Linked DNA regions of Homo sapiens: region 2 is linked to region 1. Evidence: read pairs that join two places in POLR2A ChIA-PET (ENCODE). Cell type or tissue: B cell. All regions are shown on one strand. Each heading gives the region's core, and the rest is flanking DNA. Links, peaks and the distances in the headings are about the cores only. Region 1 has its middle 53 kb from the start of CCR2. Region 2 overlaps CCR5AS (CCR5 antisense RNA).

Region 1 (15,517 bases), core at 6,296-10,295:
GGATTTTAAAATGTGACTCAGCTATATGCTGTCTACAAGAATCTCACTTCAAAATAATGATATATGTAGATCAAAAATAAAAGGATGGAAAAAGATATATCATGCAAATATTACTCAAAAAATAGGTGTGGGGGCATTAAAGAAAAAAAAAACAAAAGAAATAGTGGTGCCTGTCTCAATATCACATAAAGAAGACTTCAGAGCAAAGAAAAATAACAGGGGCAGAGAGGGACATTACAAATGGATAAAAATGTCACTCTCCCAAGAAGACATAGAAATCTTAAATGTGTGTGCACCAAACATTAAAGTTGTGAAATATGTGAAGAAAACATGGAAAAAAAATAAAAGGAGTAAGAGATAAATCAACAACTATAGCTGGAGACTTCAAAATCCTTCTCTCAACTACTGATAAAACAATTAGATAAAAAAATTATAAGATTATAGAACTTAATAACATCATCAACCAACAGGATCTCATTGACGTTTAAAGAACATTTCAGCAAAATGACAGTAGAATACATATTCTTTATAAGCATCCACAGGTTATTTACCCAGGTTGATTATGTTCTAGGCAATAAAACAAGCCTCAACTCTTTGAAAGAGTTAAAATAACACAGGGTGTGTTCTCAGATAACAATGGAATCAAAATAAAAATCAATAATAAAAAGATAACAGTTTGGACACAGTGGCTCACACCTGTAATCCCAGCACTCTGGGAGGCCGAGACAGGTAGATCACTTGAGGTCAGGAGTTCAAGACCAGCCTGACTAACATGGTGAAAACCCCATCTCTGCCAAAACCCACAAAAATCAGCCGGGCATGGTGGTGCGTGCCTGTAGTCCCAGCTACTTAGGAAGCTGAAGCAGGAGAATCACTTGAATCCAGGAGGTGGAGGTTGCAGTAAGCCAAGATTGTGCCACTGCACTCCAGCCTGGGTGACAGAATGAGACTCTGTCCCCCTCCCTCCACCCAAAAAAGAAAACAGAAATATCAACAAACATTTGGAAACTACACGGTACACTTATAAATAATCTATGCACCAAAAAGAAAGTCTTAAGGGAAATTTAAAAATACAATGAACTGAATTAAAAAGAAAATATGGCTGGGTGCAGTGGCTCACGCCTGTAATCCCAGCACTTTGGGAGGCCAAGGAGGGTGGATCACGAGGTCAGGAGATCAAACCATCCTGGCTAACATGGTGAAACCCCATCTCTACTAAAAAATACAAAAAATTAGCCGGGCGTGGTGGCGGGCACCTGTAGTCCCAGCTACTCGGGAGGCTGAGGCAGGAGAATGGCGTGAACCTGGGAGGAGGAGCTTGCAGTGAACTGAGATCATGCCACTGCAGCCTGGGTGACAGAGTGAGATTCCGTCTCAAAAAAAAAAAAAAAAAAAAAAAAAGAAAATACAACATACCCAAATCTGTGAGACACTGCTAAAGCAATGCTGAGAGAGAAATTTATAGCACTAAATGTGTATATTGGGAAAGAGGAAAAAATCTCCTATCAGTTATTTTGCTCCCTCAAGAAGCTGGGAAAAGAAGAGCTAAATAAACTCAAAGCAAGAAAAACAAGAAAATAATAAAAATAAGAGCAGAAATCAATGAAGCTGAAAAGAGAAAAATGACGAAGAAAATCAGGAAAATACGAGCTTGTTCTTCTAAAAGATTACTAACATTGACAGCCTCTAGTAAGACTGACAAAGAGAAAAAGCAAGAAGACACAAATTACCAATATCAGGAATTAAACAAGGGGTATCATTACAGACCCCAAAGAAATCAAAAGGAAAATAAGGGAACACTATGGACAACTCTACACATATAAATTTCACAACTTCAATGAAATGGACCAATTCTTTGAAAAACACAAACTACCTTAACTCACCCCGTGTGACACAGAAAATTTTAATATTCTCTCTAACTATTAAGGAAATGGAATCCATAATTCTTGAAATTCCCAAAAAAGGAATCTCCAGGTCTATATGGTTTCACTGGGGGAAACCAGTGCTATGTAATCTCTCCAAGAAAATAGAAAAGGAAGGAATACTTGTAATTTTTTATATCTAGAATTACCTTGACACCAAAACCAGAGAAAGTCAGTACAATAATAGAGAACTATAGACAAGCAAATAAAGATCAGTTATGGCTGGGCACCATGGCTCATACTTATAAACCCAGGACTTTGGGAGTCTGAGGCAGGTGGATCACTTGAGGCCAGGAGTTCGAGACCAGCCTGGCCAACATGGCAAAACCCCATCTCTACTAAAACTGTAAAAATTAGCTGGGCTTGGTGGCATGTGCCTGTAATCTCAGCTACTGGGGAGGCTGACACACAAGAATCACTTGAACTGGGGAGAGGGAGGCTGCAGTGAGCCAAGATCGTGCCACTGTACTCCAGCTTGGGCGAGACTTTGTCTCAAAAAAATTGTTTTTTAAAAGATCAGGTGTGCTTCTATATACTAGCAGCGAACATATAGACACCCCAATTTAAAATATACCACCTCTCTGCAGCTGTAGAGGGCAGACAAAATTCTAAACCATAAAGGTAATTAAAAAGTCAATTCCAATAATGTATTAAGCAGAGAACATTCACAAGAATATTGGTCCTACATTTTTGTCTGGTAAAGACTGGATGAGAAAATTTTGCTAATTGTGACCACCTTTTTCTTTTATCATAAAAAATCATTCTTGCAGTGTGTTTTTAACAGAGATTTTCAAGATACCTAGACTTTAGATATAACTATAATTACTATGAAATATCACTTTAAGTATCAAAAGTCTGATTTGCTAAATTGGTTCTGTTACTTTATAATTTATTGTACTTGGTACTAAAATTTAAATTTTTTTTTTTATTTCTGAAGGTATAGACACTTGTAATTAAAAGGGCATTATGATTTATTAGCTATAGGATATAAATAAGCAACGCATGTAGATTTCTTATCTTAAAATATTGCTTATGATTGATTATTGTCTTATTATCTTAACTCAGGATGTTTTGTTATGTGAAACAATAACTCCCCTTTTTGTTTAATCTATTAATTTTGGTTAGCTTTTGTGATAGTTGTGTCCAGAATCATCCTGATTCAGATTTACTCCAGATGAAATTAATGATGAATTAATTGAAAAAAGACTTTAAAATTACTGTATTTTGTTATTCTGGAGAAACAAATGAAGGAATTACTTGATACTAAAATAGAGCAATGACTACAAAATAATATGGGAAGAAATGACACAAAAAGAAGGAGTATATGAAAAAGAACAAATCAAAAATAGTAAAATCTTAGAAATTAAGATTATTGTCATCAAAATGGAAAATAATGCTCTCCAAACTACACACAAAGAAAATCCATGAATTGGAAATTAATATGGAGAAACCCACCCAGGACATAGCTCAAAGGAGCAAAGATATTTTATGTGGGAGAACTAATAAGAGACTAGAGAATAGATTGAGAGACTGACATTTGCGTGGTGTTTCAAAAAATAAGAGAGAAGGGGATCAGTGAAAACTAACATCGGAAAAATTAATAACTAATAATTATTCTAGAATTGGAGGACATGAATGTTCTATTCAACATATGCCTAGATATATTATTGTGAAATTGTAGCACATTAATGATGTAGAGAATCCCTTGAAAGACATCATCGAGAAAAGATTGGTTTTATGCCAGATGACAAGGTGTTCAAGGAAAATGACTATCAACATAGAATTTTACACCCTGCTAAATTGTTATTCAAGAGTGAAGACAAATGAAAGACATCTTAAGACATACAAGGATTAAGGGATTTTACTCTTTACAGGCACTCATTAAAAGAACTATTTTTAAAATGTGCTTCCACAAGAAGAAAAGTGAACCTAGAAGAAAATCATGACATACAAGAAATGGCTGTAAGGACAGAAACTGATAAAAATAGATTGGTAAATTTAACTGCTGATGGAAGAAAACTTACGTTGTTTAGAAATGTAAAAGAAAACCACCTAAACAAAATCCCCTAAACCTCAGGGCAGCAATGACTAGATAGTAGGGAGGTAATGCTCATTGAGCAAAGTGTGCAAAAATTTATGTCGCGTTGAGAAGAAAAATAGAAATATTGAAAAACTTTAGAATCTGTTAGAAAAACCTGTAATTCAAGATGGATGTTTTTTAAAACAAAGAAAAATAAGAGTAACTTCAAAGAGAATTGACTACACTGTATAAATTCCAGGGGGAAAAGCAGACTAAAGACAAGGGAAGAGATTTAAGAAAGGAAAAAGTTGGTCAACAGAAAACAAAACAGATTAGCTAAAGCGAGTCTGATTATATCCGTAATCAAAAAAAAGTTAAAAAGTAATGGAATAACATAATTTCTTAAGGATGTAGACTTTCAGACACTGCTTATACAAGAGCTCCTATAACAAAAGCACATAGGAAGACTGAAAATAAAGGGATGGAGAGGTATTCTAGAAAAAAAATTCACCAAAATCATGCTGAAGAGTAACATCAAATAGAATTTAAGGCAAAAGGTTTAATTTGAGAAAGAGAAAAACTACATAACATTAAAGAAACAATCTGCCAAGAAGGTAATTTTCATTTTGTTAATATAACAAGAAGAAATACAAAATTCTCAGCATTATAAAATGTTAAATACTGACTTTTCAAAAATTTTACAAATAAAATATTTTCCAATTTTTACATCAGAAATGAGGTTGCTCCCACAGACATAAGGCTTTATCATATTTTACACTTAAAATTGCTAAGCACATTTCAAATCAAGATTTTTCCTGTTAATAATTTCAAATTCGTGATAATCGTGATCAATGAGAAGCTTTATTCAAATAAGTAAGTGACAAAAATGAAAGCAAAATGTTTAGAATCATTCAAAAGTTTGCAACAGTTGAAATGATATTTGAAGGATCTAATAGTTGTCTTTCATTAGAAAATATAATGTTGAAATATCTTGAAATTTGAAATACAGACAAATATCAAAGGTATCAAATGTTTCACATGTAGGGTTTTTAACATGATGCAGTGCTACTTCACAAATCATGCATATATTGTTAGAATGGTCACCCTGCAAATGGTCGGGATGCCACTAAAAGGGCACAACAGCCACAATGGAGGGAAGTGACCAAAATATGTAAAACAGAGAATGGGTGCTGCCGCCAGGAGCTATATCTTCCAGGAGCCCTGACTGAGCCTCCCTAGCCCCCAACTCTACTGGAGACCTGGGCTGTGCTCCGGGTTCCTGGACACCTGTAACATGGACAAACTCCTCCTGCGATTTGACAGACCCCTTGTTCTGGATTGGCAGTCAAGGGCTCTGTAACTGGCTGGTGATGTGGATGTCATCCCTGGGCTTAGCACATACCATAGAGCAGCAAAGGCTGAATAAGCCTCTTGTGCCTGCCACCCGGGGTGAGCTTCCTGAGCCAGGGCTGCCCTCTGAGGAACCCCAGACTATGGCGCTCATGATAAGGCATTGCCCAGCTGTCCTAGGGCTGAATAAATCAATACGCTACAACATACTCATAGCCCATTCATGGCCTGCCAGCTCAGATGTTATGAAACAGAGAAGACACAGAACTTACAGAAAAGCTGACCATGTGTACATTTATACTAGACTTATTAGCAAGTTTGCAAGTAACTGTATCATACAGACCACACTTTCTGACCAGTTTATTAGATTAAAAATCACCTTCATATAGATTGCAAAAAGCAGAAGAACATGTGTTTGGAAGCTAAAAATAAGTTTCTGGCCAGGTGTGGTGGCTCACACCTGTAATTCCAGCATTTTGGGAGGGCGAGGCAGGTGGATCACTTGAGGTCAGGAGCTGGAGACCAGCCTGGGCAACATGGTGAAACCCTGTCTCTACTAAAAATACAAAAATTAGCTGGGTGTGGTGGTGGGTGCCTGTAATCCCAGCTACTCGGGAGGCTGAGGCAGGAGAATCACTTCAACCTGGGAGGTGCAGGTTGCAGTGAGCCAAGATCACACTACCACACTCCAGCCTGGGCGACAGAGCGAGACTCCATCTCAAAAATAATAATAATAATAAAATAAAATAATAAGTAAATTTCTAAAGGACTTATGAGTTAAAATGAAAGCAGAACAAAAGTTACAAAATATTTAAAACTAAATGAAAATGAAAACATGGATCCATAGTTTGCCATTTACTCTTCTGAAATCTAAGATTCTGAAAACTGCAACTTCTTTTCATAACTCTGTGAGTAGCCTAATCTGAGGCTATTCAGTCTTAATTAACTCACCTTTAACAAGAGTGATGAAAAGAAATGAGAAAAGGTACAAATAAGTAATATTAAAGCAACAACAAAAGATAGCTAAATGGGATAGAGGGTAGGCCTCAGGAGAGAACAGAGGGAGTAACTTTACGCCAATTCATTTGGAAATTTGGATGAAATGAATAACTTTCTAGAAGATTATGCATTTCCAAAATCAACTCATGAGAAATAGAAAAACTGAATAAACTTTTAAAGAAATCGCATTATCTCAGTTTCCTCTCTTTCCCAGCAGATTTCCAGAATAGGAAATATAAATAACCAATAAACATGAAAATAAGCTCAACTTTCATTATAATCAATAAAATGTAGATTGAACCTGTGTTGGGTTCACATTTCCCACACATCTGATTAGTAAAAATTAAAATATGTGATAAAGCCAAGTATTGGAGAGAACGTGACAAAAGCTACCATCTCCCACGATGTGGGTAGAAATTTAAATTACAAACCCATTTGTAAGAAATTTGGCATATCTATAAAATGTAGAGATGCCCTGATCAGCGCTTCTATTTTTAGGTATACATCCGGCCTAGAGAAATTTCTATACATGGGCACAAAGAAACAACAAGGGTGCCGGGCTCGGTGGCTCACGCTTGTAATCCCAGCACTTTGGGAGGCTGAGGTGGGTGGATCACCTGAGGTCAGGAGTTCAAGACCAGCCTGGCCAACATGGTGAAACCTTGTCTCTACTAAAAATACAAAAATTGTCCGGGCGTGGTGGCACACGCCTGTAATTCCAGCTACTTGGGAGGCTGAGGCAGGGAGAATTGCTTGAACCCGGGAGGCAGAGGTTGCAGTGAGCCAAGATCTTGCCATTGCACTCTAGCCTGGGCAACAAGAGTGAAACTCCCTCTAAAAAAAAAAAAAAAAAAAGAAAGAGAGAAAGAAAGAAACAGCAAGAGAGCCAGGGTGTGGCTGGAGCAGAGGAAGTGAGGGGGAGTGTGGTGGTGGGACCCAAGGCAGAGCAGGGGGTTGGGAGCCAGGTCTTGTGGGGCCTAGCAGGCCATGGGAAGGGCTTTTCCCTTTACTGGGAACCAGCTGGGGAGCTAGTAGAGGGCTCTGGGTAGTGGAGGGATGGATGTTTTAACAGGATCTCTGGCTGCTGCACTGAGCATAGCCTATTACAGGAAGGGCAGAGGAGGGAAGCAAGCCCCACCTGTGATGGTGGCTTGGACGAGGACAGTAGCAGTCGCGATGGTGTTAAGTGGTCAGGTCGTAGACGTAGCCCCAGGCCACACTATTGATGCTAAGCACATGGGTGGCACCAGCCTCACTGCCACAAACAGTCTAGTTGCGAAGGTTCCAAATTTCCAAACAGCAAACAAGTCATCTCTTCTAGTTTGTACTTATTGGAAACCAGCTTCTCCTTTTCAGGCAAGTTTCTTTCCTGTTCCTTGTTGGAGAGAGGAGGACACTGCTATTTCTGCTTCTGTAATTTTGAGTGTTTGGGAAGAATTTCTAAAAGTAAAGGGTGCTTGACGGATCCTAGTCACAGCAAGCATGGAGGTATCATGAAAGGCAGTAGGAAAGCAAACCCCGAACCAGAACAGCAAAATCCCTAAGGATCCCCACCCCCACAAAAAAAGCATTTTCAGAAACAAGCAATGAAATTAAACAAAATAATAATAATTTGAGTTTGAATCTGGCTCCAGAAAAAAGGGATTATCCTGTAATTGGTGCTTCTTTGTAAGAGGGAATCTGTTCCTTCGTGTCATTCTGTGAAAGGGAGATTCTCATTTTGCTCTGTCTAGGCACCAAGCCATTGACTCTAAAGGGTTGATTGGATATCCTGAGTTTGGAAGTTTATGAAGAAAATAAGAAAATTAGTTGAAAAGACTCGAAGTCATTCTTTGAAATGTACAGGTTGCCAACAGTTAATTTGAACATACATCTATCAAAGAACAAGTATCAAAAGCAAGCCAGCTAGGTGATTCTGTCACTTATAACCTCAGCCTGTTGCTGGCCTTGGAAGATTAGGAACATTCACCACCCCGTCCCCTCGGGCTGGTCTGAGCATGGATTGATGAGCAGAGCACCAGATGGACTTAGTTCTGCACCTATCCCACTGGCAAGAGTGCCAGTGCAACTGTTTAGGGCAACCTGCACAACCAGCCATACCCACCCCTCCTCATCCACATCTTGGTAAAACCCATAGCTAAGACCAAAGAAAGATCTCTTCGTTTTGGTTCAGTCTGGTTCCTCTTTTTTAATCCTTGTAATATTCATGTTTTTTTTTTTTTTTTTTTTTGTCGTCTGCTGTCCTTTTTGCATCCCACACAGGCCATGCTAATCCACCCTGACACAGGCTAGACTTGCCACTTCCTTTTATTAAGGCTGACACACTAACTGCCAAGAGTATCTCTCTTTTTGCAGTTTTACAAAGCTCAGACTTTAAAGTAGGTGATTTTCACAACTCTGTGCAATGTTCTAGCTGTTTTTCCCTTGTTGGATACTTGGCAGATCTACTTCAATATAAGAACTTATGAGCTGTCTTTTTCTTTTGTTATGTCTCTACAAGATGTCTCCTTCCTCTCCTCTCTTTTCCTTTCTTGTTAAAGCCTTGGATGTTCTAATTTTGAGGTGGCAGTGGTTTAGGTTTACCTGGTTTGTGGTGAGTGAAAAAAGCTCTTAGTCATCATAACGATGGAATTTAAGGCTTGACCATGGATGTCGGGGATTGATAATTCGGTTTGGGATTCCACAAAATGACACTGTAGATGCTAACTCCACTGGCCAGGGCTGCATTGCTTTTAATTTTCTATGCAGGTCTTGTATGACTGCCTTTGAATCTACTTTCTCAGTTACTTTTCTCTTTGACTTAGACAAGTTCCATTTTTAAATCATGACTGCTTGAAGTTAGGGGGCCTGAGATTCAGTCCCTTCTCTGCCAGTAAATGAGACACTGGTTCTGAAATGCTATCCCTCAGGACCTTGGTTTCCCCAAAAGTAAAGAGGGAAGATCAGGCTCTATTCCAGCTCTAACAGCCTGCATAATTTGGGAAGTTGTCTTTTACTATGTGCACTGTGCACTAAGGAAAGAAAAGAAGGGGGAGCCATCACCCTGGATGTGTTTTCCTCTGATGTCTCGTTTGCCTGTTTCATTATGATTCTAAGAAAATGGAGTGAAAGACGGACGAGGCTACAGAAATGATGTGTCTCTCTCATTTAAAAGTTTTTTTTTTTTTTTTACCTCTTTCTGTGCCCTCCCTGACAGTGGTTCTCTAACTTGTCCTTGTTAAAGCAAGGATTGACAAGGCCACCAAGAGAGTTTCTGGTTTAGTAGCTCTGGGGTAGGTTGGGGCCAAGACTGCACTTCTGACATCATGTGGCTGAGACTGCTGGTCTGGGGATCACACTTTGAGAACCACTGTTCTATGGAACTAGTCTCAAAGCCACAGTCTCCTAAATTCCACAGTCTCAACTTGATCTCTTTCTCCAGCACCTGACTGGCTGGTGTTCCTAGCATAGGAGACCCCATTGAATCGGCACCTCACTTTCATCCATTTGGTTTGGGCAAGAGCACCTATACTCAGACTAAGTGTCTCAGCCTCTAAACCACATTAAGCGGCCCAGGTAGAGGCACCGAACTCCATCTGGGCCAATGAGCGGCTTCCAGGGTGACCTGGAGTGGAGACAAACAGATTTCAGCCTCTCAGATTTCACCCTTTACGATAGAAACCCTCAGCTGGTGGAAGTAAGACATAAAGAAAGCTTATTCGCAGCCACAGGAAGAGAGAGGCAGAGGTTAAAAGATAAGTTGAGATGAGAGAAGCAGAAGGAGATCCTTGTTGCCCCAGTCTCCCATCTCTGTCAGCCGCCCTTTTTTGAGGCCCTGCTGCACCTGTCTTTGAATTCCATGAAGAGCTCCTGTACCCTTAAAATAAATTCCTCTGTTGGCTTAACCCAGAGGTTTTCAGGTTTTCATGTGCCTCAGCTCCCTTCATTAATATACACTGCTGGATGCCGCACCCAGAATTTCTGATTCAGCAGGTCTGGGTTGGGGTTGGGGCCTGAGATTCTGCATTCCTAGCAGGCTCGCAGGTAATGGGATGCTGCTGATCAGGGATCTGACTTTGAGAACCAGTGGCTGCAGAAGTAGCCTTAATATTTCTGCTTGTATAATAAAAACTAGGGTGTCAACGGAGCCTCCTGCTCCTCGAAGAGTTCATGTAGTAGTTTAATATTTCCACTATTCAGTCCCCACAATGACCCCTGGGGCAGAGGGGGGTGTTGCAATTCCTGATTTACAGATAAGAAAACCATGGCTGTTGGAGGTTAAGTTACCTGCTGACATCCCTCTCTTAGAGAGGGCAGAGCTGCGAGTTGAGCACAGCACTGTCTGACTTGGAAGCTCATGTTCTTAACTTGTGCTCTGTTTCACTTCCCATTGTGGCCAAACTGGATCTGTGTTGCCATCTGGACATGGCCCATGCTGAGCCCTCTGCGCTTTTGCTTAGGCCGGTCCTGCCTGGAGTGCTGTCTGCCATGGGCTCTACCCAGCCATCCTTCAGAGGCCTGTCAAAGTCTCCCTCCCATGTGCAGCATCTCCAGATTTCCTAATCTCTCTCCACTTCCTATCAAAACATTTATAACGTCTTCCTCCTTTGAGTAGCCATCACACTTTGTATTTATCTTACTATCTGTTGTCTTGTCTCGGAGTCACGTGTTTTCCCAGTTCCATGCACTGGGCTGTGAGATTCTAGAAGGTGGGAACTGATCTTACTCATGTTTGGATCACCCATTCCCTCCACTCCCAGCACCTGGCTCAGTGCCTCAAACACACCCAGCACTCAGCAGATGCCAGTGAGGTTTAACTAGAAAAAAAGAGTGGTTTGTTCTTTGGTGCAGGCTGTGGCTTAGGGAGATCACCCTGCTGGATGCTTATCAGGAGCGCTCTAGGGCCGTGGGAGGAAGGGAAGGGGAGGAGAGGATGTGGGAAAAGAGAGGGGGAGGCCACGCAGTCTCAAAACCTCAGCCTACCCCACATGGCACTCTGGGGCTAGGATGGGCCTGCAAAATTATGCAGGGATGAGGCAATGGATGAGGGCCGCCCTTGCCCCTGGACAGGGGCATGACTTTGGGCAAGGTGACTCTTTTCAGCCAACATGATTCCCAAAGAAGGCTGAGAGCTTGGGGTATGTTAGCAGAACTCCAAGCACTGGGAAGATGAGCCCTTCAGTGCCAGAGGGGAGTCTAGGGATGCCACATAATGACCACTGCATCCCTTTAAATGACCATCTTCATCTATTTGACCCTGGTGCTCCCCTTCTGCTGCCTGTTTTCTGCACCTTATACTCAACCCAGGGATTTAGGGTGGCCTCTCTGGTGTGGCAGATTACCCAAAACCCATCTCTCCTCCTTTCTCTGGCCATGATTGTACTCAAGACAGCCTCCTTTGCAGCTAGGGGTGGCCAGGTGCACAGTCCTGGCCAATGAGACCTAAGTAGAAGTCTGCTGAGGATTCCTGGGAAATTTTCCCTTCCTGATATTGTTGTTGTCCCTTCCTCCTCCTAGTTTTTTTCTTCCTGCTTGGAATGCCATCTGGAGCCCATGTGGCAGCCACAGCATGAAAGCCTCATTTCAAAGAGATGGATGCAGCTGCTGGGGTTTGTGTGTGAGTTAGCAAGGCCATATTCAGTTGAGTTCCTGTGGCTGGGGTTCTACTGTATGTGGGGATGGCGGGTGGAAATGGGGGCTGTGACAGATGCAATATACTGGAATGCCACCCACCCCTGTTGCTATGGCTATTGGGGCATTGTTCCTATATACCTGGTTATTTAGAAGCTGGAGCTGTCAGTCATAGATTATAGGTCTTGGATTTGGGGAGTTGATGAAGAGTTTTGGAGAGTAAGGAAGGGGCACTATAGGGTGGGTGTGGAGAAGGCAAGCCAGCAAGAAACAAGCATAAGAAGAGGAAATGATTAGGTCAAATCACTGCTGTCCAATAATGGTCACTTCCTACCAATTCCCAGTGTTGTGCGCACAGCCAAGTCTTTCATGGGCCTTACTCAAGACTAGGGAGGGGGCATGGGAGAGCTTAGGCTCTGAATCTTGTATTCCTCACTGATAAGCTGTGTGAGCTTGGGCAAGGCAGTTAGCCTCTCAGTTTTCATTTGAAAAAAGATGCAATGTGACATACAAATAAGAGATATGCCATGAAAAACACTGAAAATAAATAGATGAGAAATGGAAGAAAACAAGTGGACACCAGATCCAGGCCACCAGGGGTGTGCTCCAAGGTTCAGAATTGCTGTATGCCCTACAACAACGTGGCTGTCAGCTGTCCAGCAACCAGAGCAAAGAGCAGAACACATCTATGTTCTGATTCTTTTTTATGTTGTTTGTTTGTTTGTTTTGAGGTGGAGTCTCGCTTTGTTACCAGGCTAGAGTGCAGTGGTGTGATCTCAGATCACTGCAACCTTTGCCTGCCAGGTTCAAGTGATTCTCCTGCCTCAGCCTCCCAAGTAGCTGGGACTATAGGCATGCGCCACAACTCCCAGCTAATTTTTGTATTTTTAGTAGAGGCCGGGTTTCCCCATGTTGGCTAGGATGGTCTTCATCTCTTGACCTCGTGATCTGTCTGCCTTGTCCTCCCAAAGTGCAGGCGTGAGCTCCGTGCCCGGCCATATGTTCTGATTTTTTAGACTCAGAAGATCAGGCAAGGTAGTTCCCCAGTAGATTCACAGTCATTCTTGGTACAGGATTCAAGGAGAAAAATGTCTCAGAGAAAATGGGTTTTCTTTGAGAAGACACAGAAGCGATGAAGCCTGTCCTGAAGTCTTTTACATCTTGAAAAAAGTGCTTAAATAAGCTTAGAGTCCCACACTGGTGTATCAAAGGCTCTGCAAGTCTCACATCTTCCAGAGCTTCTGGAGCACAGAAGACCATCTTTGACTTCTTCTTCCTCTTGTCCTGTTTTTCTGTAGCAGTCATTAATTAGTGTGTCCTGGAGAACAGGATGGCAACTACCAGTGCAATGTAATGAACGTCCTTTTGAAGATCCATGGAGTAAAGACAGCTTCGAAGGGCAATTTTATTTTATTTTTTATTTATTTTTTGAGACGGAGTCTCTGTTGCCCAGGCTGGAGTGCAGGGGTGCCATTTTGGCTCACTGCAACCTCCGCCTCCTGGGTTCAAGTGATTCTCCTGCCTCAGCCTCCCGAGTAGCTGGGATTACAGGCACCTGCCACCACACCTGGCTAGTTTTTGTATTTCTAGTGGAGATGGGGTTTCACCATGTTAACCAGGCTGATCTCGAACTCCTGACCTCAGGTGATCCACCCACCTCGGCCTCCCAGAGTGCTGGGATTATAGGAGTGAGCCACTGACCCTGCCTCAAAGGGCAATTTTAAAATAGAGCACTCCTCACTGGGAGTCGGTGGTGACAAGCTGAGGCACAGTCCAGTAAGCAGTGTTTCGAGTGGGGAGAGAAAGCCGGGGAGTGTCTGGCTCGGGTAGGCATTCAATCTCTCTTTCTGCACTCAGAGAGCAGTTCCTTGCTAAGGGACGAAGGCCATTCTTAGCACATGAGCTATTCCTTTCTTTCCTGATTACAGGAGTTGAAATTTCCTTTTCATGGGTTTCCTGAAAGCAAAAGTAACATCCCTGGACACCTTGCTGGAGAGGCAGTGTATTACTTGTAACCAAACACATATTCCCCCAGTAGGAAGGTCACATGAGTAAAGGAAAGAAAGGCCCTGTGTGTTGGCCCAGTCTCCACTTGTCCATGAAGCTTTCTGTAGCAGCCCCAATTTCAGCCCCTTCTCTGTTGTTTGCACATTGCCTCAGCCTCCACTTCAGGCAGTCTCTTCTGTCTGCCTTATTGCCTATATAAGCATTTCTAAAACTTTAACCTGCCTACAAATCATCTGGGAGTCTTGCTAAAAATGCAGATTCTGATCAGTAGCTCTGGGGTGGGGCTTGAGATTCAGCCTTTCTGAAAAGCTCCCAGAGGGTATGGATGCTGTTAGTCCATGAACTTCACTGTGAATAAGGAAGCCCTACATCAAACCATGGCACTGCTGTTCATTGCCTTCCAATTGTTTCACATCCTCTGTGCATGCCATAATGCTTAATTCAATACTGTGTCCATGGACGCTGGTTCTAAGTGTTTGGTGGGCACCATGGAAGCTATCAGAAAATCACAAAAACTAACCTGATTCTTCAGTTTCAGGAATTGGAGCTAGGATCATGGACAATTAAAGAGAAGAAAACCTCTGCCCCTCTCGCAGCCCCAGGATGTCTCAGTTTCAATTCCTGTGTTGAAATCCCCTTCTCCTCACCTGTTCTTTCACCTTTTTGTCTTGGCTTCTGTAGAAGGATTGAAACTAACAACCTTTGAGTTTAAGTACTTAAAGTAATTTCCTTCTTGCAGGTTTTGAGTTATCTACATGATTCATCTCCCCCTCTGCTTTTTGAGAGTCTACAACTCCCTGCCCCAGCAAGCCCCCAAGCCCACTCACTCCTGGGATGTGTCACAGTTGCTTTGCCAGTTCCCTGGGACTCCCCCTTGCTCTGTGATATCAGCCTTCTTTCTGGAATAGAGAAGACGTGGATGCCTGCCCCATCCACATCTCACTAATCCTTTCTCTGTTGTTTGCACACTGCCTCAACTGGGGATCCTGTGTGCCGTGCTTTCTGCAGAAGAGCCACACAGCCTCAAGGTCATGGAGGCTGTGAACATGGGTGGGACCAAGACGCAGCTCAGAAACAGGTGGGTGCTTATTATTCCATTGCTGCTCGCCTCACCCAAGGTCACTGAGCAACGTCTAAGGTGTCATAACTGACACATATGAATCAATAGGTGACCGGAGGAAGTAGGGACTACCCTGGGCCAGGGGCAGGGCAAATGGCTGGATGGCCAAATTGCATCTGAAGGAGTAGCTGTCACATGAAGAATCCTACACAGGGGCCGATGGTGTGTCCTGACCCAGGTTTCTGGTTCCATCTCGTAACAGCTTAATCCACTGGGTGGGGCCTGGCAGAAAAAGTACAGACACCATCTAAATCTGTGTACAAAATCCAGGTGATCTGTCCTTTTGGGCCACAATGCAGAGTGTGAGTCTAAAGAAAGCTGAGGACATCCAAGATGAGGGGAGAGGGCCTTCCACAGCTAGGCAGGATTTCAGGGCCCCCTACTGGGCCAGAGATTTAAGGATGCCAGAGTTTCTTTTCCCTCCACAACAAAGATAGCCTGACAATGTATAAAACTAAAATTTTATGGCATGTTGTTGTAGGGGGTAGA
Region 2 (15,517 bases), core at 7,229-11,228, 88 kb before region 1:
TTTTCATGGCTTGAAGTGGGAGCACTCCTTTCCAGAGGAGTTTTGAGTTTGTTTCAGCCGGGAACATTGAGGGCATCAATGGCCTGATATGAATTTTCCGCGCCTGGGTTTTGGGGTCTTCCATTTTGAGGGTATTATAAACCTGTGCATGAAGCACAGGATTTGTAGTCTCAGAGATTTTTCCCATACCACTTAAAGCCTAGGCAAAAATAGATAAGTGTTTGTGTTTTCCTCTGCCTGTGGGTGAATTTCTTCTAGTCCCCCTTTTCCCAAGTGCTAGATTTACATCAGGATCTCTCAGTTCCGGCTCCACATACCCCATAGGCTTCAGCCTTGCTGTCTGCCCCGTGTCGGAGTTACACGGACATGGCCTTTTTGATGCATGTGGGCTTTGATTTGTCTGCACCAGACAGTGACCGAAATGATCTCTTTCCATTGAGTAGCGTTTCAATGACCGTTTGTTGTAAAATGTGGTTCCTTTATTCATCTCATAGATATTTAGTGCCCACTGTCTTATAAATCTTCCTTTTGCCCTTCCATATCCATTCTCCACTCTCTACCCAGCTTTATTCTGGGGGATGCTCACCTTATTAACAGCAGGCTCCCCTGTCTTTCAGTTTTCAGTTGTGTTTGGCTGATGGGGAATTTTAGGCAGAAGATTGGAGAGCAAGGTCAGGGGAGTCAGGCCCTGGCTCCCTCCTGATGGGGTCTAGTGGGCTGATGTGTCCCTTGACGTAAGGGCAGCTCTTGTCAGGCAGCTCCCTCCCCTTGCCCTGTCTGGCCTTGCAGTGGGAATAGTGCCCTGCTCTCACTGGCACCAGGCACTGCACTGTGTATTGTGGCCTCCCTATACCTTGTCCAAATTTTTGTATAGAATCCTTCATTAAACTCACCTCAGTTGCCCTACTTAAGTGTGCCGTTTGGCTTCTGCCAAGCTCCTGAAGGACACCTCTCCCAAGTCCCAGGAACTTTGCCAGACCCTGGGGAGAAAATAGTGAACAAAGTGGAACCGTCCTCTGTCCTCGTGGCACTGGCATTCTAGAGGGAGATTCAGGTACGGAACTGACTATAATTCAGGGAGTCATGTGCCAAGCTGGGGGAGCACACAGGAGCAGTGGGAGCTGTCCCAAGAGCACCCGGCCTGGCTCACGAGAGGCAGGGGAAGGATTCCCAGGGTAGGTGTTACCTCAGTCAAGGGCGCATGGATGGGAGCCGGCCAGGTGAGGTGTGGGCCTCTTGCCCCCACTCCTCCTTTCCTCCTAATGTCTGCTTTTCAGGTTCTTGAGGGACCACCTACTTGTCAGAGATGGGGCAAGAAAAGAGAGAGTGATAGAATTCAAGGTGGTGACATTTTATTATTTATTAGCACCTGTGACTGAGTCTTAGTGAAAGAGAAAATTGAAACCAAATGCCAGACTATTTTAGGCTGGATTCCTGGGAATCCAGGGCTCAGGCTCTCTGAGAAGGAGAGTTGTATGCAGCAGACTTGTGGGGAGGGCTTCCAGGAGACACAATTGGAAAGGAGAGAACAAGACAGGACCAGGCAGAGGGAGAAGCTGCCCACGTGGTCACAGAGGAGGCCTCAGTTATTCCTACAAGGAATTAGGAATTGAGGGGAGGGCGCTAGGCCTCTGCAATCCAACATTAGCCAGTCATTGGCTCAGCCATCCCTGGGAAGGGGGCATTGCCTGGGCAGGCAGCTCCAGTTCCCAGAAAGGGGAGTAGATCTGAGTTCCAGCACCTCTGTTCCCATCTATGGGAGTGGGAGCATGGAGAGATGCATTGGCTTGAAAAGGGCATCTGGGCAGAGTCTCACAGTATCCACTGTACAGGTGGAAGGTTCTGAATTTCCTGCAAATTTCATTTACTCTGAATGATAGAAAATGGAAACAGAAATTTCTAAAGCCACAATGTCACAAGACCGTGGAACCCACATGTGGGCACACTGAAGGAGGAAGTCACGTGCACAGGAGGCCACACTGCCCACTCACTCCCTTAAACTATGCTGCTGGGGACTCATCCATCATCATTGGAGTGTGAAGTGCCCAGTTTTCACAGGGTCAGTCGAGTTGGGCAGACACTGGTCTGATATGAATCATCTTAAATAGATAAGAAACGTTTCTTTTATGAATAGAGGTAAAAATTAATACACAAAGTAGCATCCTCATTTAAAAAATATTCCCTTTAGTAAAATTAAATGACACATTGTAACTGTGCAGGAAAGGGTTTGGTCCTGGTCTTCAGTCTGGGTGGTGAGGCCCCTAAGCTGGGGACTGTGAAGGCCCTGCTTCTTCCTGCTCACGTCTCCCCCAAGGACAGTCCCAGAGTCTCCACAGAGGCTCCAGAGCCTCTTCCTTCCCAGGACCCACAACCTCCTAGCACTTGACTGGAGCCAGCTCCTACATCTGCACAGAGTCCACGGTTCCCATCTCAGCCACACCTTCTGGAAAGGGTCTTGGAAAGGGCCCCTTCCCTATCTGGTAAACCAGGACCTTCAACTTCAGAGGCTGGTCCTGTCCTCTCAGGAGAGCCCAGGGCTTGGGGGCAGAACCAGGACCTTCAACTTCAGAGGCTGGTCCTGTCCTCTCAGGAGAGCCCAGGGCTTGGGGGCAGAAGTTGTGCTTTTCTAGGCGGAAGGAGGGAACATTACTTTGTATTCCTTTGCCATGAGTGGGCAGAGGAGGAGACCAGGCAGGAGTTACAAAGTCTTTCTGCATTCCGATTGCATCACAGGGTTCCATGGATGTTTTTTCCACTCTTACCTTACTCTATGTCTCTGCAACATTTGACGTTGCTGACACTTCCTCTTACTCCCACAGCCCTCTCTCCCACAGCCAATCCCCCGGATTTGGCTCTTTCTTGGCACATCTCCTCACTGTTCTTTAGGGCTCCCTTTGCTGCCTGCATTCCTCCGGGTTCTGCTTGAGCTATTGAGTCCACCCCTACGGCATCCACTGCCTGTGACCCCAGATGTCGATCTCTACTCAGTCACTCTGCTGAGTTCAGTGTCAGCACATCCAGCTTCCCCTGACACTGCCACCTGGAGGTCCCCCAGGATATCCAACTCAGCCTGTCCTGAAAACCAAACTAATTGACCCACATCCTAAAACCAGTGCTCCCCATTTCAATGGGCCAAGACCCAAGCCTTGATCATATGCCTCCCTAAAAGTCCTGATAATCCAAGTCCTCCCTTGAGCCCTCAGAGCCATTAACTTCTCTCCAGTCAGGGCTTTCCTACCTTGGAAGAGGCCTCTGCTATATTCTGGAGAGAGCATTGCCAAACCTCCACCTAGGGGCTCTCCTCCATTCTTGCCTTCTTCCAATACAGTCTCCACATCGCCAGGGGCAATCCGAAGTTCAAAATAGGAATCTACTCCCTATCTTGAAACTCCTCTCCACCCATGCCATGGGCCCACACTCCTCAGTGCCCACGGTGTGCAAGGCCATCCCCACCTGTCCTCTCCTTCCCAGGTTCCAGCCCCATTTCTTTCTGCTCCCTTCTCACTTTCTGCTCTCAAGATGCCACTTACCATTTCCTGAAGTTTCTTTCTTCCTACATTTTCTCACACACCGTTTCCACAGAAATTCCTCCATTCCTGTCACGTACACTTTTCCTTGTAATTTCTCCTGTGTGAGAGACCCCACCCCATTCCAGATACAAACAAGCTGGGAAAGACACTGAGAAGTGCTGGAATCTCAGGACGTCTCGCTGGCTGGGGGATGTGAGACATGTTCTCCAGGTGTGCACGCGCCACTGGGGAGGCTTGAGAGAGTGGTGTTCTGGCCCCTGGTGGGACTCACGATGGGCATTTGGGAAGGCAGTGGAAATGGTAGAGTGACAGGAATGAGTGGGTGAAGAAAGAGAGAGTGCTTGTGGACAGCCTGACTCTCCTGTGGCCATGCTAAGAATCCTGAATGTTCCACAAGTCTGGAGTAAGTCGCCGAAATCTGCCAGGAGCCTGTAGCAGCCCCTGACATGCCCCAGAGCCCTCCTTGATGAGGATACAGTAAGGAGGAAGCACTAGAGCAGGGCTCCTCAGCCACAGCCCTGTTGATGTTCTGGATGGGTAGGTTTTTGTTGCTGGGGATTGTCCTGAGTGTTCCAGGATGTTGAGGTGCATTCCTGACCTTCACCCACTAGATGCCAGCAGCACTGTGCCCTCAGCTGGGACAACTAAAATGTCTCCAGATAACACTGATGTCTCCTGGTGGAACTGTCATCCTCTGCTGAGAACTGAAACGCTGGAATTAGTAACTGTGGGGTGGGAGAAGGGAAAAAGATTGGCTGGGGAGCACTGAACAGAAAAGGAATCCTACGCATCTTGCATTTGACTGAAAAATCACGGGGCTGGATTGAACATGTTAGGAAGGATTAAATGGGTTCTAGAAAAAGTGCAGTTCAGGAGGGAAAATGTTGTTTGGTTATAAAATGGTTTCATTTGTGCCGATTTAACCCTGAGATATCAGAAGGCTCATTCTTGGTTCTCAGGTTTTAGCTGAGCCACACCACCTGCAGGAAGCCAGCTCTGATAGCCCAGCATGGGGCCTGGAAGCCCTCCTATGTGTTCTGGAGCACGTGTCACTCTATGTTGCAATTGCCTCTTGACCTCTCTGGCTCCTATCTGCATACTCTTACCTCATTCCTTGAATACAAGAATTTGTGCGCTGTTGTAACCCTAGCACCAGCATACTTGCTTCTCAATAAATATCTGTTGAATGAATGAATAATTTTCAGTGCAATTCCCTTGAATTAGTGACACTTTTCCCTATAATTTTTTACTAAATTCTTGGTGGAAAAAAAATTTTTTTTTCTTCTTCTTTTTTTTTCTTTTCTTTTCTTTTCTTTTTTTTTTGTGGCTCTGTTGCCCAGGCAGGAGTGCAGTAGTGTGATCTTGGCTCACTGCAGCAACCTGTCAGGCCTCTGAGTCCAAGCTAAGCCATCATATCCTCTGTGACCTGCACATATACATCCAGATTGCCTGAAGCAACTGAAGAACCACAAAAGAAGTGAAAATAGGCCGCTCCTGCCTTAACTGATGACATTCCACCATTGTAATTTGTTCCTGCCCCACCCCAACTGATCAATTGACCTTGTGACATTCCTTCTGGACAGTGAGTCTCAGGAACTCCCCACCGAGCACCTTGTGACCCCTGCCCTTGCCTGCAAGAGGACAACCCCCTTTAACTGTAATTTTCCATTACCTACCCAAATCCTATAGAACCACCCCAACCCTAACTCCCATTGCTGACTCCTTTTTCAGACTCAGTCTGCCTGCACCTACATGATTAAAAAGCTTTATTGCTCACACAAAGCCTGTTTGGTGGTCTCTTCATATGGATGCGCATAACATTTGGTGCCGAAGACCCCGGACAGGGTGACTCCTTCGGGAGATTGGTCCCCTCTCCTCACCCTCACTCCATGAGAAGATCCACCTACGACCTCAGGTCCTCAGACCAGCCCAAGGAACATCTCACCAATTTCAAACCGGGTAAGCGGTCTCCTCACTCTCTTCTTCAGCCTCTCTCCCTACCCTTCAATCTCCCTGTCCTTCAAATTCCAGTTCTTTTTCCTCTCTAGTAGAGACAAAGGAGACACATTTTATCCATGAACTCAAAAACTCCAACATGGATCATGGATTTGGGAAGACAGCCTTCCTTTGGTGTCTGATCATCATGGGGACACCTACCTTGATCTTTCACCCACATTCCATTTGGTGTCTGATCACCGGGGGGATGCCTGCCTTGGTCATTCACCCACATTCCCTTGGTGGTAAGTCAATTGCTGGGACACCAGCTTTGGCTGCTAACCCACATGACAGCCCAGGGCTGCTCACCTCCCCCCTTCTCCATGTCTCTACCTTTCTCTTTAAACTTACCTCTTTCACTATGGGCAACCTTCCACGCTTCATTCCCCCTTCTTCTCCCTTAGCCTGTGTTCTTAAAACTTAAAACACCTTTGACTAACACCTGACCTCTCCAAGTTGGCACCAGAGTGGGGTAATTTTAAGGGGCTTATAAGCCTGGCCATCAATACCCACAACAGTTATGGAGGCAAGGGAAACAGGCCCTTGAAAAGAAGGTAATGTGGAGTGGGTAGCTCCCATATTGATTAAGAAGGGCATGGACTTGGACAACATTCTTTTATGCACTCTTTTAAAAACCTAAACATCTTATTTTCTTCTGTAATACTGCTTGGCCCCAATACAAACTTGACAATAGTTCCAAGTGGCCAGAGAATGACACTTTCGATTTATCCATCCTACAAGATCTAGATAATTTTTGTCGTAAAATGGGCAAATGGTCTGAGGTGCCTGACGTCCAGGCATTCTTTACACATCAGTCCCTCTCTAGTCTCTGCTCCCAATGTGACTCATCCCAAATCTTTCCTCTTTCTCTCCTGTCTGTTCCTTCAGTCTCCACCCCAAGCTCTGAGTCCTTTGAATCCTCCTTTTCTACGGACCCATCTGATTTCTCCCCTCCTCCCCAGGCTGTTCCTCGCTAGGCCTAGCCAGGTCCCAATTCTTCCCCAGCCTCTGCTCCCCTACCCTATAAACCTTTGGTCACCTTCTCTCCTCACACCTGGTCTGGCTTACAGTTTCGTTCCACAACTAGCCCTCCCCCACCGGCCCAACAATTTCCTCTTAGAGAGGTGGCTAGAGCTAAAGGCATAGTCAAGGTTAATGCTCCTTTTTCTTTAGCTGACCTCTCCCAAATCAGTTAGCGTTTAGGCTCTTTTTCATCAAATATGAAAACCCAGCTGAGTCCATGGCCTGTTTGGCAACAACCCTTAGACACTTTACCTCTCTAGACCCAGAGGTGCCAGAAGGCCGTCTTATTCTCAATATGCATTTTATTACCCAATCTGCTCCTGACATTAGAAAAAGCTCCAAAAATTAGATTCCAGCCCTCAAACCCCACAACAGGATTTAATTACCCTCGCCTTAAGGTGTACAATAATAGAAAAGAGGCAGCCAAGTGACAACATATTTCTGAGTTGCAATTACTTGCCTCCGCTGTAAGAGAAACCCCAGCCACATCTCCAGCACACAAGAACTTCAAAACACCTAAACTGCAGGGGCCAGGCATTTCTCCAGGACCTCCTCCCCCAGGATCTTCCTTCAAGTGCCGGAAATCTGGCCACTGGGCCAAGGAATGTCCCATCTGTGCGAGACCCCACTGGAAATCAGACTGTTCAACTTGCCTGGCAACCACTCCCAGAGCCCCTGGAACTCTGGCCCAAGGCTCTCTGACTGACTCCTTCCCAGATCTTCTCAGCTTAGCAGCTGAAGACTGACACTGCCTGATCACCTCAGAAGCCTCCTGGACCATCACAGATGCTTTGGGTAACTCTTACAGTGGAGGGTAAGTCTGTCCCCTTCTTAATCAATACGGAGGCTACCCACTCCACATTACTTTCTTTTCAAGGGCCTGTTTCCCTTGCCTCCATAACTGTTGTGGGTATTGTCGGCGAGGCTTCTAAACCGCTTAAAACTCCCCCACTCTGGTGCCAACTTGGACAACATTCTTTTATGCACTTTTTTAGTTATCCCCACCTGTCCAGCTTCCTTAATAGGCTGAGACATTTTAACCAAATTATCTGCTTCCCTGAGTATTCCTGGGCTGCAGCCACATCTCTTTGCTGCACTTTTACCCAACTCAAGACCTGTTTCACATCCTCCCCTTGTATCTCCCCACCTTAATCCACAAGTATAAGATACCTCTACTCCTACCTTGGCAACCGATCATGCACCCCTTATCATCCCATTAAAATGTAATCACCCTTACCCCGCTCAATGCCAATATCCCATCCCACAGCAGGCTTTAAAAGGGTTAAAGCCTGTTATCACCTGCCTGTTTCAACATGGCCTCTTAAAGCCTACAAATTCTCCTTACAACTCCCCTATCCTACCCGTCCAGAAACCGGACAAGTCTTACAGGTTTGTTCAGGATCTTCGTCTTGTTGATCAAATCGTCCTTCCCATCCATCCTATAGTGCCAAACCCGTACACCCTCCTATCTTCAATACACCCTTCCACAACTCTATTCTGTTATCGACCTCAAAGATGCCTTCTTTACTATCCCCTTGCATCCCTCCTCCCAGCCTCTTTTTGCCTTACTTGGACTGACTCTGACACCCACCAGTCCCAACAACTCACCTGGATTTTTCTACCCCAAGGCTTCAGGGACAGCCCACATTACTTTGGCCAGGCCCTTTCTCATGATCTGCTTTCTTTTCACCCATCTACCTCCCACCTTATTCAATATGTTGATGATCTTCTTCTTTGCAGCCCCTCTTACCAATCTTCCCAGCAGGACACTAGCCTGCTTCTTCAACATCTTTACTCAAAGGGGTACAAAGTATTGCCCTCTGAGGCACAAATTTCTTCCCCTAGCATTACCTATCTTGGTATAATGCTCCATCAACATACACATACCCTTCCTGCAGACTCTGTTCAGTTAATCTCCCAGACCCCAACCCCCACCACCAAACAACAACTCCCTTCCTTCTTAGGCATTGTTGGATATTTCCAACTTTGGATACCGGGCTTTGCTATCCTAATCAAACCACTTTACTAGCTCACAAAGGGTAATTTAACTAATCCCATAGACCATAAGTCTTTTCCCCATTCTTCCTTTCACTCTCTCAAAAAGGACCTGGAGACAGCTCCCACACTAGCACTCCCCGACTCGTCCCATCCTTTTTCCTTACACACAGCTGAAATACAAGGCTGTGCTGCTAGAGTCCTCACACAGGATCCAGGCCCACGACCTGTTGCCTTTATCTTCCAGTCCTCCAGCAGGCTAGACAGGAAATTCGCCAGGCTGCTAATCTTCTCTTGCCTCCTCCAAACTCCCAGCCATGTGAAGATACCTTAGCTGGGCAATCAGTCCTTGTCAAGTCTGACCCCTCACACTCTACAGCTTTGATGGACTGGACCCTACCTGGTCATTTATAGCACCCCAACTGCCATCCGTCTGCACGACCCTCCCCATTGGATTCACTGTTCCAGAATAAAGCTGTGCCCATCAGACAGCCAGCCTGATCTCTCCTCTTCCTTCTGGAAGTCGCAAGTACTCACCCCTACTTCCCTTAAACTCACTCGCATTTCTGAAGAACAATAATAACCCTTATGAGCCTAATACATCTCTTCATTCTATTAAGTCTATTTATCCTTACCCTACTTTTTGCAACAGAGCTCTACGCAGTCACCCCCACTATTTGGACTGTGCCCCCAAAATTTGTCATCTCCACTATCTTCTGTCTAGTCATACTCCTATTCACCATTCTCAATGACTCATAAATGCCCTGCCCCTGTTTACACTGCCAGTTTACACTTTTCCTCCAAACCATCATAGTGGATATCTCCTGGTACTATCCCCAATCCGCCACTCTTGACTCCCTCTTGGAGTGGACAGATGATCTTTGCTGACAGGGCACCCTCCAATACTTTCACCCTGATGAAGTTCTATTCTTTACTTTTATACTCACTCTTATTCTCGTTCCCATTCTTATGCCACCCTCTACCTCTCCTCAGCTATCTCCACCACACTATCAATCTCACTCACTCTCTCCTAGCCATTTCTAATCCTTCTTAACAAACAATTGCTTCCTTTGCATTTCTCTTTCCTCCAAAACTGCTGAGGCCTTGACTTACTCACTGCTGAGAAAGGAGAACTCTGTATATTTTTAAATGAAGAGTGTTGTTTTTACCTAAATCAATCTGGCCTGGCATATGACAACATAAAAAAAACTCAAGGATGGAGACCAAAAACTCACCAACCAAGCAAATAATTATGCTGAACCCCCTTGGGCACTCTCTAATTGGATGTCCTGGGTCCTCCCAGTTCTTAGTCCTTTAATGCCTGTTTTTCTCCTTCTCTTATTCAGACCTTGTGTCTTCCGTTTAGTTTCTCAATTCATACAAAACTGCATCCAGGCCATTACCAATCATTCTATATGAGAATTGCTCTTTCTAACAACCCCACAATATCACCCCTTACCACAAAATCTTTCTTCAGTTTAATCTCTCCCACTCTCTAGGTTCCTGTGTCACCCCTAATCCTGCTTGAAGCAGCCCTGAGAAACATCACCCATTATCTCTCCATACCACCCCCAAAAATTTTCGCTGCCCCAACATTTCATCACTATTTTGTTTTGTTTTTCTTATTAATATAAGAAGACAGGAATGTCAGGCCTCTGAGCCCGAGCTAAGCCATCATATCCCCTGTGACCTGCGCTTATACATCCAGATGGCCTGAAGCAACTGAAGAACCACAAAGAAGTGAAAATACCCAGTTCCTGCCTTAACTGATGACATTCCACCATTGTAATTTGTTCCTGCCCCACCCTAACTGATCAGTTGACCTTGTGACATTCCTTCTCCTGGACAATAAATCTCAGGAGCTCCCCACTGAGCACCTTGTGACCCCCGCCTGTACCCGCAAGAGGACAACCCCCTTTAACTGTAATTTTCCACTACCTACACAAATCCTATAAAACCGCCCCATCCCTATCTCCCTTTGCTGACTCTTTTTTCAGACTCAGTCTGCCTGCACCCACATGATTAAAAAGCTTAATTGCTCACACAAAGCCTGTTTGGTGGTCTCTTAACATGAATGCACGTAACACAACCACCTTCAGGGCTCAAGAAATCCTCCTTCTCTGCCTCCTGAGTAGCTGGGACTGCAGGTGCACACCACCACCCCCAGTTAATTTTTGTATTTTTTGTAGAGACGGGGTTTTGCCATGTTGCTCAGGCTGGTCTTGAACTCTTGAGCTCAAGCAATCCACTTGCCTCTAGCACCTAAAGTGTGGAGGGAGAACTACTTCATTCTGAGAATGTGGGAAAAGTGGGGACTTTGTGTCCATGTTACTTCAGGCACAAGTTGCAAGAAGAAGAGGATGGCTCAGGTTTGCCTAGCAATAAAGGACAGTGCTGGAAGACTGGTGGCATTGGTCATAGGAAAGAAGGAACTACCGGACATGTGGACTTGGAAAACACATGACCCAGGGCAGTTCTGTGATGGGACATCTTCCTTGGATGGTCATGGGTCTCCTTTCCAGGGCACTGCGTCTGTAGGGCTGCATCATGCTCACGATTTCTGGAAGCTAGGATCCGATTGACTCATCTTGGGTAGTACACACTTAGAATTCATAGTAGGAAGGGGGTATCTTTCATTTGTGTCCACCACAATGGTCCTTGAAGAAAGCTCTTTTTCCTCCACTTCCCTTATCTCTTCTCTCTTCTCTTCTTTTCTCTTTTCTTTCTTTATCTCTCTCTCAATTTTATTATGAAAATATTCAAATATTACATGGGCAGAAAATAGTATTAATATGTTAAATCTCCATATTCCCATCACTCAGTTTTAACAATTACAAACATATGACCAACACTGTTTCCTCTATGCTCCTCTCCCTTCCCTCTGCCTCTCACCCCACTGGATTATTTTAAAAAGAGTCTAAACATCATATAACTTAATCCACTAGTATTTTAGAGTGTATCCTTAAGAGATAAGGACTCTTTAGAAATAGCTACAAAAGCATTATTGTACCCCAAATTAAAGCATAATTAACATAATATTATATCTAGTCAGTGTTCAAATTTCTCCAGTTTTCTCAAAGATGTGCTTTCTCATTGGTTTGTTCTAACCTGGACATAAACAAGACCAGTGCTCTGCATTGCACTGTTAATGTGCAACAATTCCTTTCCCCCTGTCCCACCTTGGCCCCACCTTTTCCTGTAGAACTTTCTATATTCTGGATTTGGCTGGCTGTCTACCCTTGCTTTCTCACCATCTCACTGTCTCTGCCATAGTCCAGGCCTGGTCAGGCAGGGAGCTTGTGATTCCTCCTGCCCCTTCTCTGAGTCACTTCCCTTTGGTCTATGGACAGAAGGCTTTTTCTGAAAAAGCAAGTCTGATCATGCTGATACCAGTGGATTAGGGGAGGTCCCTAAACACTGGTGAGACGTTGACTGCACCTGGTGTCCAGGCTGTTGACGCTGTCACAAGAAGGAATTCAAGGACGAGTCAGAGAAAAGTGAAAGTAGAGAGATTTATTGCAGAGCAAAATGCACACACTCAAGAAATGGGAGTGTGGTCGGGTGGGGTGGCTCATTCCTGTAATCCTAGCACTTTGGAAGGTGGAGGCAGGCTGATCACCTGAGTCCAGGAGTTCAAGACCAGCCTGGGGAACATGGCAAGACCCTGTCTCTACAAAAAAAAATACAAAATATTAGCCAGGTGTGGTGGTGCACGTCTGTCCTCCCAGCTACTTGGGGGGCTGAGGTTGGAGGATTGCTTGAGCCTGGGAGGCAGAGGTTGCAGCGAGCCAACAAAGTGAGACCCTGTCTCAAAAATAAAATAAAATATGGTGAAACCCCATCTCTACTGAAAATACAAAAAATTAGCTAGGCGTTGTGGTGGGCGCCTGTAGTCCCTGCTGCTCAGGAGGCTGAGGCAGGAGAATGGCCTGAACCCTGGAGGCAGAGCTTGCAGTGAGCTGAGACTGCGCCACTGCACTCCAGCCTGGGTGACAGAACCAGACTCCATCTAAAAAATAAATAAATAAATAATAAATAAATAAATAAATAATAAAGGGAAGTGCAGGCATACTCAAGAGAGAGAGAGTTGCGCCCAGTAGGGTTTGGGGCTTCTACATTATGGGTTTCTTTAACCAAAGGATGGAATATTCATGAAGTTTCCTGAAAAAGGTAAAGATTTCTCAGAGCTGTGGTGCCACCCATTTTTACACCAAACATGAGTGTTCCAGGAAATGGAATGGCCCTGGTGGGTGTGTGATTTGGTATGTTATTGAGCATATAATGAGGTTCCAGGCAAAACCTAGGAGAAACTCAGCACCATATTGGATCCAGTTGCTTTTAACCAGCCTTGGCTCACACCCTGGTTCTCAGGTTCTTATTGACCCCTGGATTATGCAGCTATTTCAACAGTTTCCTTTTTTACTAGTCAAACTGCTGCCTGGAATCTTCCATTCTCCTGTGACCACCCTTATTATTCCTGTCTCAATACTACCATCTTGTTTAACACAGTTAGGGGGTGCCTGTGGCCTGTAGAATAAAAACTACACTTGACAGCTTGACATAGACATTGCAAACAGTAAGCATTCAATAAATGCTGAATTAACACGTGAATGGGGACTGTGGAGTGATAAATAGCTAATGCACTCGGGTACTGTGCTGGGGAGACTCCTTGTTCCCCTTCACCATATGCTTTGCTTCTGCTCCAGTGGAGGGCAGAGCAGAGGGGAGGGCTAGAAGGAGTACCTCCCAATCTTCTTGTCACTCCATACTGCCCACTGCTCCTGATCTCCTGCAGGAGGAATGCATGCACGCAGCCAGACACACACACCCACACTCACACCAGTGTCTGTCTGTCTGTCTATCTATCTATCTATCTATCTATCTATCTATCTATCTATCTATCTATCTATCTATCATCTATGTACCCTATCCATCTATCTACCTATCTATCATCTATCTCAAGTCAGCTGTGCTACTTTAGGCACCTGGACTATACCTTGCTTTATTTCACCTCTGCACATTTGCATAAGAGTTCCTACTCCTATGCTCCACTCAGTAGCTTCTAACTAATCCTTATTCAACTGCAGCAATGCTCTCTAGGATTTTTTCCTCCAGACCCCCATCCTTGGATTGGATAACTCATCCTCATCTGGCTCTCAGAGCCTTATCCCGACACTGTTCACAGTAACATAGGCATTAAAAAGAAATTTTTTTCTTTTTAACCTTGGTAAGGTTTTCCTTTTAATGAAAAGCAGCCCCCAAATCATTTCTTTTCTAGCAAAGAGCAACCTGTAAAATTGGGCTGCAGACATAGATAAGCAATCTGGAAGCTTGCAAGAGTGAATGCCGGCAGCTGTGCCAATAGGAAAAGACTATCTGGGGGCCAGGCATGTTCAACATGGATTCTTCATCTTCCCTTTTCTTTGTCAACCACGTGTACAGTAAGGAACAGACAACATGGCACCAGCCAGGTATAGACCCCGTCTGCGTAATAAAAGATTAGGATGGGATGGCCAGCTTCTTTGTATGCTATGTAAACATCACACCTGGTCTGACCAATCTCTCGGGTCCTAAGTAAATCAGACACCACTTCCTCAAGCTCGTCTATAAAATGCCTTGCATTTCACCACAAAACAGGAAGATCCACTCAGGTGCCCCTCTCTCTGTGCAGGCAAGAGAGCTATTCTTTTTTCTCTTTCTTTTGCCTATTAAACCTCTGCTCTTAAACTCACTTCTTGTGTGCCTGAGTCCTTGATTCCCTTGGCGTGAGACCACAAACCTCAGGTATTCACCCCAGACAATGATGCCACTTCAACAGTACTTTTCAAACTTTGCCTTTTTGCTTGCTTTTCTCTCTAAATAGTGAATTTCATAAGGACAGGGACTCTCTTTCATGGCATGAGTTGGCATCTGGCACATAGCTGGCCCTCCTTCAATGTTTGCTGAATCAATGAATGAATGCTGAATGTTGAGCTGCAGATGGTTAGTGCACAACTGAACTAGAGGGGAAGTAAGAACCCCCTTAGGGGTTTCTTTTGTTTCTGTTTCTGCTTGAAGGAGGACAGAAGCTCTGCCCAGTTTCCTCTCCTTCTCAGAGGACGGCTGGAGGAAACACTTCCCATCCCTCTCTTACCCCTGGCCATCCCTGGCCTCCACAGTAGGAGAGTGGCGGTGGGGTTTATTGGTTGCTCTCCTTTGCATAGGCACAGCTGAGGATGAGGGCCCCGGAAGTAGACTGAGGCGCGTGGTATGAAATCCTACTTGTTTCCTGTGCCTAAGCCACCCCTGCCCATGGGGCTTTGCCAGAACTTCTCATTGGGTTTTGCTTACCTAGCTCTTAACACGTTAATTCCTACTTGCTCTTCCTTGAGTGTAAGCTTCTGTCAGAGTCCAGAAGGAAGGGGTGGGGAATTGGCCTGCTGCCCTCACTCTCTCAGTTTGCTTTGAGCTATGGAGTCTACATCTGACCAGAATTATTGGTAGCAGGTTAATCCACCCTAAAAGGCTTTCAAAAGGAGCTACAGAAGACCAAGCAAATTGAACACAGTGCCATAAAGTTGTGAGGCCCTTTCCATCCATTACTTACAAAATCATGCTGTTGATTTCATACCCATGAGCCCCTGGCTGACTCTGGTCGGCCAGTGCTTCTCTCTCACTGCAGAGAGTGAGCTGGATTGCCCGCTATGTCTAAGTGCACTGTTTGGGGGAGCACATCCTAATCTGAAGAAGAAATAGCCATTATTAGCAAATTATTAAAGTGGCTAACTGTTACCAGAGCTTTTATGTGCCAGGCACTGTGTTAAGCCCTCAACATGCAATTTCTCATTTATCCTCTGAACAAACCTGTAAGGCAGATACTATTATTAGCCCCAATTACAGATTAGAAAGCTGAGGCTTGGAAACAGTAAGCAACTTGCATAGTAATTCAAATCTAGGAAACACTGATGCCAAAGTTCAAATTATATTAATATTTA

What was found. ChIA-PET counts read pairs that join two places held together with the same protein. Peaks named below come from ENCODE experiments on the same cell type or tissue, not always from the same donor. Only the 100,000 strongest peaks of a DNase experiment are listed, where the experiment ranks them.
Region 2: POLR2A ChIA-PET joins it to region 1 with 6 read pairs; 2 of 35 experiments call an interaction of 5 or more read pairs at or near these places.

The regions. Positions count from the first base shown.
Region 1 is chr3:46,293,380-46,308,896 of GRCh38, reverse strand. No RefSeq gene overlaps it. Among named protein-coding and RNA genes, the nearest start is that of CCR2, 53 kb to the left of the region's middle. In B cell, for the core only: no CTCF peak of the experiment used is centred there; DNase peaks (open chromatin) are centred at 7,430 and 8,506; H3K27ac peaks cover 436 bases.
Region 2 is chr3:46,382,797-46,398,313 of GRCh38, reverse strand. It overlaps CCR5AS (CCR5 antisense RNA), which reads left to right. Exons shown (of 4, transcript NR_125406.2): 2 at 5,262-5,489. Among named protein-coding and RNA genes, the nearest start is that of CCR5AS, 17 kb to the left of the region's middle. RefSeq lists a silencer at 4,581-4,630 and an enhancer at 4,953-5,452. In B cell, for the core only: no CTCF peak of the experiment used is centred there; no DNase peak of the experiment used is centred there.